Regions from separate parts of the Homo sapiens genome. Here region 2 is linked to region 1. The links are chromatin contacts, found by Hi-C in ENCODE. All regions are on one chromosome and are shown on one strand. Each heading gives the region's core, a stretch centred on a gene start or an enhancer-like site at or near the end of the contact. The rest is flanking DNA. Distances are from core to core; before and after follow the strand shown. Region 1 holds the start of NOL6 (nucleolar protein 6). Region 2 holds the start of IL11RA (interleukin 11 receptor subunit alpha).

Region 1 (6,016 bases), core at 895-3,394:
GGCTATTATTTACTGATATATCCTAAGAACACAAATACTGCAAGGCATGGAAGTACTTGCTGAATGAATACACAAATGACCACGCTCCCAGCTAAGCTTCCTTGCTGTGAGAATGAGCTCCCTGCACCCCAACCCTTAAACAGAGTAACAGCAAGGCCCCTGTTTGATATACCCCCACTGGAGGTCTCTCTTGGGCTTCCCAGTTCCCCAGGCCACTTGCTTACCTCTGTCTCAGGGACTGAGGGCACCCTCACAACCCGCTGGTTGACCTCCCGTAGGAAGGCATCAATCCGATCCTTCTTCTTCTCTGACAGCCTTACTTCCTTTAGTAGCTCCTCTACCTGTAAGAGAGGGTAGAAGACAGTCCATCAGCCTCAGGGTCCCAGGTACACACCTCGAACAAAAGCTGCAGACACTCAACAGTACCTGTAAACGAAGCAAGCTGGAGTGGAACAAGATCTCAGTCTCCCGAAGGCGATTAAGCTCCTCATTGGTAGGCTCCTTGTACAGTTCTGCCCTGCTGAGCTTCACTGGCTGCAGGAGGCCCTTCGCTGGAGGTTCAGCCAATGTACGCTTCCTGGAGGATGCTTTCTTCCCCTCTTTGCCTGTGCCTTCCAGGGCTGGTTCCATCACCTGTGGCCAGTGAGGGAGAAGCCATTTTGAGGTAATAGGTATCTAGCATCTGCTGCCTAAAGTGCCACCATGATAGGTTGTGGGTAAAAGCTTCACCTGCTCTGTCCCTCTTTTGAGTAGGAGTCAGATTTTGTAAAACTCAGGAGAATCGTTACTTGGATGAACATCACTGAGCGCTGAGCCGAAAATTCCTTGAGTTAAGAGCTCTCCTGTCTACCTGACACCACAAGCATGGAGCTCTGTTTGGAATTGGTAGTGATAGAAGCTGACTGGGCCCAGGCTGGACACGGTGGCTGACGCCTGTAATCCCAGCAGTTTGGGAGGTGGAGCTGGGCGGATCAGCTGAAGTCAGGAGTTCGAAATCAGCCTGGCCAACATGGGGAAACTCCGTCTCTATTAAAAATACAAAAATTAGCCAGGTGTGGTGGCACATGCCTGTAATCTCAGCTACGCGGGAGACTGAGGCAGGAAAATCACTTGAACCCAGGAGGCAGAGGCTGAAGTGAGCCGAGATCGTGCCATTGCATTCTAGCCTGGGCAACAGAGCAAGACTGTCAAAAAAAAAAAAAAAAAAAAGAAGCTGACTGAGCCCTGCCCTAAGTAATGCCCAGGCCCCTTGTATTTTCAGGAAGTTTCCTCTTCTGCTGATATAGGCCTGGGACTTCTCAAATGTCTTTCCCATTCTCGCTCCAACCAAATCCTGCCAGGTTCCACCTCCTCTAGGAAGACCTGACTGCCTCAGTTTACACTAAATACTCACTGATGGAAGGAGCTAGAACCGACTGGACCCCAGAGGACACATTTAGCAAGTCATTAAATCCTCAAAATAATTCTTGAAGACACTTGAAGTCCCACTATTCACTCGAGGTTCCACAACTGGTACACCCGTACTATGAGCAGGCTTCAAAGGCAAGCGTGCAGGATCCCAAACCTTTTCCCCTACAGCCGTGGGCCCATCCGCTCCACGATGCCTCTCATCCCAGAGAGCCTTACTGGAGCGCTCCAGGAGAGGCACCGTATGCCCTCCGCTACAGCGGGGAGCACAGAACTGGACACAAATTCTGTGGAGGAAGATCCCGCTTATCGTCAAGGACCACCAAATAAAAGAAACGACCCAAGTGTGGGTCTCTTCAACTTTGAGGTGCAGAGCTCCAGAAGAGAGCAGAGGCTCTACCGGCTTCACTGCTTCTAACCAAATACTGCCAGGTTCCATCACCCCTAGCAAGCCCTGTCTCAGTGCCACTGGCTGGAAACATCCTCCAGAATGGGCCGCCGGCATGGCTTTCACCCGCAAGCTGTCAGATCACGCCATCTCGGGCCCTGCAGCCAAGGGAGCGCACATTGAGCCTCTGTTCCTCCCCGATGGCTCAACCCACCTCTGGCTCTCCAGTCGCTCCGCGAAGCTGCTCTCCAGCTGGCGCCGGCCCCATCACTCAGGGTCCAGCACTCTCCCGCACTTCAGATTCTAGCCGGGTCTATACCTCATAGCTTCCCACGTGGGCGGAAATGCCTAACTCCAGGCCCAAGTCCAGCCCACCCCAATTCCTCAGGACTCCACCCACTCCAGAGCTATTGGATTATCAGTCGATTACTCGCTTGCCATTGGCCGGGCAGTCTCAAGGCCCGCCCATTAGGGGAGGGGACAAACGGGTTTCTGTGCTTTACGGCCTCTTCGCGACGCTAGAACGGAAGCCTGCCCGTAGCTAGGCCTTTGCTTTCTTTTCCTCACTTCCTTCGCGTGGCTGCAATCGGGAAGGGCGGAGCTAGTTTGTTCCTTTTGGTCAGGTTTGTTTACAGCAGTTATTCCTCCCTTTTTCTTTATTTGCTACACCTTATCAGTTAACAAATCTTGTCAGTTCTACCTCCAAAACATACCTTGAATTTATTCATTTTTCTGTGTCTTCACTGCCAGGTTTAGCCCGTCACATCATCTTGTTCCCGAATTATTGTTATGACTTTTCTCCAGTTTTTACTTATTACTTAGCTTATTACAATTTCAAGTAATTTAGTTATTTTTATTTATTTATTTATTTATTTATTTATTTATTTATTTATTTATTTTTGGAGTAGTCTTGCTCTGTCGCCCAGGCTGGAGTGCAGTGGCACGATCTCAGCTCCCTGCATCCTCCCTCTCCCAGGCTCAAGCGATTCTCGTGCCTCAGCCTCCTGAGGAGCTGGGATTACAGGCAGGTACCATCACACCCGTCTAATTTTTGTATTTTCACTAGAGATGGGGTTTCCTCATGTTGCCTAGGCTGGTCTCAAACTCCTGACTGCCAGTGACCCGCCCACCTTGGCCTCCCGAAATGCTGGGATTACAGGCCTGAGCCACTGCTCCCGGCCTATTTTTAAACTATTAAAAATTTAAAACAAATGTTGCAAGAATAATATAATGAATGCGCATATACTCTTCACCTAGATTCACTTAGTGTTACTATTTTGCCAAGTTTATCTTTACCTATGTATTTACATATTATTTTGCAAAACCATTTGAAAACCAATCACACATCTCCCTAAATACTTAGGTATGTATCTACTAAGATCAAGGACTACCTCTTATGTAAGCACAGCCCGATTATGAAATTAAGGAAATTTAATCGTGATTCAATACTAGTATACAAATTCCATCTTTAAATTTTGTCAGTTATTCCAGTAATAACCGTTATATGTTTCATTTTATTTCCTAATGCAGGATCATCTAAATTCAACTATTACCATATAATATATATATATATATATATATATATATATATATATATATTTTTTTTTTTTTTTTTTTTTTTTTTTTTTGAGAGAGAGTGAGTGTCCCTCTGTTGCCCAGGCTAGAGTGCAGTGGGTCGATCTCAGCTTACTGCAACATCCACCTCCTGGTTCAATTGATTATTGTGGCTCAGCTTCCCAAGTAGCTGGGATTACAGGCATGCGCCAACACACCAGGCCAATTTTTGTATTTTTAGTAGAGACAGAGTTTCACCATGATGGCCAGCCTGATCTCAAACTCTGGCCTCAAGTGATCTGCCCTCCTCAGTCTCCCAAAATGCTGGGATTACAGGGGTGAGCCACCGTGCCCAGTCTAAAAATTTGTATTGAAGTACAATATACATAAGGAAAAATGTACATATCCCAAGTGTAAAGCTTGAATACTAACAAACCAAACATACTCATATAGTCAGCTCCCAGAAAATAAGCAGAACATTTCCTGCACCTTCAGAATCTCCCCTCATGCTGCCCTCTAGTAACTCTGCCCCCAACAATCACTATTCTGACTTCAAACAGTGCAGGTCAGTTTATACAATAGCTTTTTTATTATTTATTATTTATTTATTTATTTATTTTTTGAGACAGAGTCTCACTCTGTCGCCCAGGCCGGAGTGCAGTGGCACGATCTCGGCTCACTGCAAGCTCCACCTCCCGGGTTCAAGTGATTCTCCTGCCTCAGCCTGCCAAGTAGCTGGGACTACAGGCGCCCGCCACCACGCCCGGCTAATTTTTTGTATTTTTTAGTAGAGACGGGGTTTCACCGTGTTAGCCAGGATGGTCTTGATCTCCTGACCTCATGATCCACCCGCCTTGGCCTCTGAAAGTGCTAGGATTACAGGCGTGAGCCACCGCGCCCGGCTATGCGATAGCTTTTTAAGGAAGTTTCAGAAGAGCGGTATGTCCATTTTCAATTCATTTTCCACACAGCTGCCAGAATTAGTTTTCTAAAATAGAAATTCTATCATGTCACTTCCTTTTAAAAACTCATCAGTGTCTTCCAATTGTACTTAAAACTAAACACAAACTTCAACTTCCATAAAGTCATGATCAATATGGCCCTTCACTTGCTATTCCTTCTTTTTATTTTATTTTATTTTTTTTTTTTTGCGACAGAGTCTTGCTCTGTCACCCAGGCTGGAGTGCAGAGGTGCAATCTTAGATCACTGCAACCTCCGCCTCCCAGATTCAAGCGATTCTCTTGCCTCAGCCTCCCTAGTAGAGTAGCTGGGACTACAGGCACATGCCACCACACCCGGCTAATTTTTGTATTTTTAGTAAAGACAAGGTTTCACCATGTTGGCTAGGCTGGTCTCAAACTCCTGACCTCAAGTGATCCGCTCACCTCAGCCTCCAAAAGTGCTGGGATTACAGGGGTGAGCCACCTTGCCCAGCTATTCCATCTTTTTTGTGGGAGAAGAGGGGCAAGTTCTCGCTCTGTTGCCTAGGCTAGAATACAGTGGTGGAATCACACCTCAGCCTCCTGAGTAATTGAGACTACACACGCGCACCACCATGCCTGGCTAATTTCTGTATTTCTGTGTAGACTTTTGCCATGTTGCCCAGGCTGGTTTCAAACTCCTGAGCGCAAGGAATCTGCCGGCCTCGGCCTTCGAAAATGCTGGGATTACAGGCATCGGCCACTGCCTGGCCCTCATCATTTTTCTTGCTACTCCACCCCTGGTTCCCTGAGCTACAGCAACATCAGCTTTCTTTCAGTTCCTTCGTTGTATTAAGTTCTTTCCTAACTCCGGGACTTCACCCAAGCTGTTTGTTCCATTTGGAATTTTGCTTTCTTGGCTTTTTCTCCTTTTCATCTTTCACCTCTCAGCATAAATATCACCTCTGGACTCAAACCATCCTCCCACCCCAGCTTCCTGGCTAGCTGGGACCACAGGCGTGCACCACACACTCGACTAATTTTTTGTAGAGACAGGATTTCACCATGTTGCCCAGGCTGGTCTCAAATTCCTGGACTCAAGTGATCCTCCCACCTTGGCCTCCCGAAGTGCTAGGATTACAGGCTTGAGCCACTGTGCCCGGCCAAGGTCTTAACTAAAGTCCTAAAATATGTTCTCTAAACAAATATAGATATGTTTTCTTTCTTTTTTTTTTTTTTTTTTTGAGATGGAGTCTTTCTCTGTCACGCAGGCTGCAGTGCAGTGGCAAGATCTCAGCTTACTGCAACTTCCACCTCCCAAGTTTAAGTGATTCTCCTGCCTCAGCCTCTGGAGTAGCTGGGATGACAGCCACATACCACCACACCTGGCTAATTTTTGCATTTTTAGTAGAGTAGGCCACCATGTTGGCCAGACTGGTCTTGAACCCCTGTCCTCAAGTGATCTGCCCTCCTCTGCCTCCCAGAGTACTGGGATTACAGGCGTGAGCCACCACGCCCAGGCTGTTATGTTTTCTCTTTCTTTCTCCCTCCCTCCCTCCCACCCTCCTTCCTTTATTTTCTTTTTTCTTTTTTTTTTTTTTTTTTTTTTCTGAGACAGAGTGTTGCCCTGTCGCCCAGGCTGGAGTGCAGTGGCAAGATCTCAGCTTACTGCAACCTCTTCCACCTCCGGGGTTCAAGCAATTCTCATGCCTCAGCCTCCCGAGTAGCTGGGACTACAGGTGCACA
Region 2 (3,063 bases), core at 329-2,828, 1.2 Mb after region 1:
GTGTGAACCTTCAGAGATCTAGGGTTAAAAGCTAAAGGCATAGCTCCAGCTACAACTTTTCTTTGTCTACAGATGTGTAAAATCTTGATGCAAAAATCTACCCCAAATTTCTGAACAAAATTAATATTCAGTATTATATCTAGCCTATAGATTCTCTTACTCTTGGTGTAATGACAGCATTCCCAGTTTAGGAAACTGTTTTAAAATCTTGTGTCTTGGTTGTGGCTGAGGCTTTGGGAAGGCCAGAGCCCCCTTTGCCACCACCCCTAGGGTGTCAGCTCCAAGCCTGGGCCTGAGGGTTTGATGGGGAGCGGGTGAGCTGGATCCTGATCCCAGTGGTCAGTGGCCAGATCCTGGGCTGCTGGCCAGAACCCTGGCTTTGTGAGTGGCTGCAGCTTGGCTCTGCTCCAGCCCACAGGGGCTAAAGGGGCGGGTAGGGAGTGTGTAGGGAGCGTGTACGTGGCTTTGTGTCCTTGGCTCCTCCAGACTCTCACATGTGCGGGCACCATATACTTCTGCTGCCCTTGTGCCCCAATCATTGCACAAACAGAAACAGCTCTGACAGAGAAGGGACTGCTAGAGTTAGGAACCCTAGGGCCTGGAAGGAAGGTATGGCTCTCAGAGTGACCTGGGGTCTATTCAGTCCCCTCTGGACCTGTTTCCCTGGCAACGCTGTGGGAACAACAGTCTATGCAACACAGGAGACCTGATGCCACTGGTGTCCTCCAAATTTTAAGGCGAAGGCAGGCATTGTGAATGATGCAGGGATGGCCAGAATGGTTTTTGCCTTCGTTCTTTCCCCAGGGGAACCAAGCCTGTGGGTGGGGAAATCACACTAAGGCTGGACAGTGACTGAATCTGGCCCAGGAGAAACTTGGCTGCCTGCCTTCCAGACCAGGGTTTTTCTTCCCTGAGATCCTGGAGGGGAAGTACCTGGAACTTGGGAGTGTTGCCCTGGTCTGGAAGATCTGATAGACATAGTATGCACACATTTCCCTCGAGCTTCCCATGACTGGGGAGTAGATGAGAACCCTGAGTGGGTGGCTGGTTTCTTGAGGCATACATATACCCGACACACCTTACACCTCTGATTTGGCTGCATTTTGGAATCATCTGGGAAGTTTTAAACAATACTGGTGCCTAGGTCCAACCTCCAGAGACTCTGATTTAATTGGTATGGGGTGGGGTTTTGCAGTTTTCAAACCACAATATCCAGCAAAGTTTGAGAACCACTGCCCTACACAGCCCTCCTTCTTCTTTATCTTATCTGGAGTCAGGGGCACCTTCAGCTTCTCCAATCACCTGGCCAGTGGCTCTTGTTTCCAGTCCTGCTGTTCCAGGGTGGATAGGCCTTCAGGCGGAGACCCAGGAATCCAGCTCCAGACTCTGTCCCAAGCAGCCTCTTCAGTCCGGGACGGGACAGGAAGTGTCCGGCGGAGGTGGGGGTGGAGGTGATTGGCAGTTGGAGTCTCCAATGGGCCAGGAGCCCCCCTATTTCACTCCTCTCCTTCCATTGGCGCCTGGGCGGAGCCACCCCCGCTGCGGGGGCCCAGGGCGGGAGGGAGTAGAGGCCGGGGCAGAGGGCGAGGGCGAGGGCAGAGGGCGCTGGCGGCAGCGGCCGCGGAAGGTGAGGCCTGGTGTAGACGCCAAAGTCTTGTCAGGAGTGGGCGGGGCAGGGTGATGTATGATCTGAAAGGCCGGGAGTGACTAACGACTGTCAGTGTGTATGTGCCTGTGAGGCTGTGTCTGTGTGACAGTATCATTGTGTGCGATTCTGAGTGTCACTTGGTGCAGCTGTCAGCTAATGTGACTGCGTGTGTCAGTGTGCATGGAGCTGGAGGTGCATGTGGCTGTGCAAGTGTGGGATTATGTGTGTATCTGTCAATGCACATTTTTGGTGGGACTGGGTTGTGTGTTTGTGTGAGAGGGACTGTGACCACATGAGGGAATGTGTTTTGGGAAGGTCTCTGTGGGGTTTGAGACCATGTCTGCCAGCGTGAGAGTGGGTGGCTGGCTTTGTGTGTGCCAATGTGTGACTTCAGCAGTAGCAGAGCAAAAGTGAGGTTTGTGACTATGTGTGTGTCCTGGGTCCTAACTTAAACCGTGTGGGAGTACAGCTGTATTCATGTATTGGGGGACCTACCTCAAGAGCCCATGGGACTGACCTTTCTCTTAAGTGTCCAGCATTGACAGACACACCCACAACACACGTGGCTTCCCCTCCTTCCTCTGCTCAAGAATCCCCAGCATCAGGTCTACTGCTCCTTATTTTCTGTTTCCCTGCTTGGCTCAGTTTCCCTTACGTGCCGTTTTCTGTCCCTATTGCTGTCTTACTAGAGATACCTCTGTGTGTTTCTTCACAGCTTTGTTCCCCTGGTCTCTCTGTGTGGGTGCATTTCCAGTTTTGCCTTTCCTTTCTCTCTGTCTCTCTCTGTGCCCCTATGCCTGCCTTCCCTGCTGATCTTGATCTCTGGCTAGTTGGGGGCCTGTAACAGTGATGAGATGCGGGTCTGCCCCGGCTAAGAGCTCCCTGAGAGAGGGGGCTTAGACCATGATGAAGAGTTGCTTTTAGGCGGTGCTGTGAGCCCTGGTAGGGGCTGTGTGCGTGTGTGACTGCGTGAGTGTATGAATATGTGTAAGTGTGTCTGAGTCTGAGGCGGTGTGGCTGTGCCCGTGTGACTGTGAGTGACCGCATGTGAGAGTGTATGAGTCTGAGGGTAACTGTGGGTCTTGTGTATCTGGCACCAAGGGACCAAAGGCATTTCCTGGTGCTGGGGCCCAAAGAATGGAGGGGGAGGTGAGAAATGGCTGGAACTTCCAGGGGAGGGGGAACTGGACTCTTTGGCCTCTCCTTATATCCCCCAACCTGGGGCCTCCCTTCCCCTGGAAGCACAGCCAGCTGTACCCTAAGGAAACATTTGGTGAGGAGTGAAAAGAGGGGGAGTTTGTATCTGATTTTTCATTTGATTGTGTCCACGTGTGTTCAAAGGCATGCCCTTTTGTTAACTGTGCCTCTTGAGTCTGTGTGTGAATGTGACTGTGTCTGGCTGTGTGAAAACACAG

The links. Hi-C counts contacts between places; a loop is a spot of excess contacts on that map. Pooled maps may share reads with other maps.
Region 2: a loop to region 1 is called in a pooled map, with 2.2 times the contacts of the local background. The contact joins the promoter of IL11RA here to the promoter of NOL6 in region 1. A Hi-C loop is called at or near these places in 6 of 50 pooled maps.

The regions. Positions count from the first base shown.
Region 1 is chr9:33,471,780-33,477,795 of GRCh38, forward strand. NOL6 (nucleolar protein 6) reads right to left here and starts at 2,145. Exons shown (of 26, transcript NM_022917.5): 1 at 2,010-2,145; 2 at 427-633; 3 at 225-341. The coding sequence starts at 2,063. LOC107987061 (a long non-coding RNA gene) reads left to right here and starts at 2,361. Exons shown (of 3, transcript XR_001746648.3): 1 at 2,361-2,418. RefSeq lists an enhancer at 1,757-2,096.
Region 2 is chr9:34,650,607-34,653,669 of GRCh38, forward strand. It overlaps IL11RA (interleukin 11 receptor subunit alpha), which reads left to right and starts at 1,579. Exons shown (of 13, transcript NM_001142784.3): 1 at 1,579-1,627. GALT (galactose-1-phosphate uridylyltransferase) reads left to right here. Exons shown (of 11, transcript NM_000155.4): 11 at 1-429. RefSeq lists a silencer at 1,535-1,634.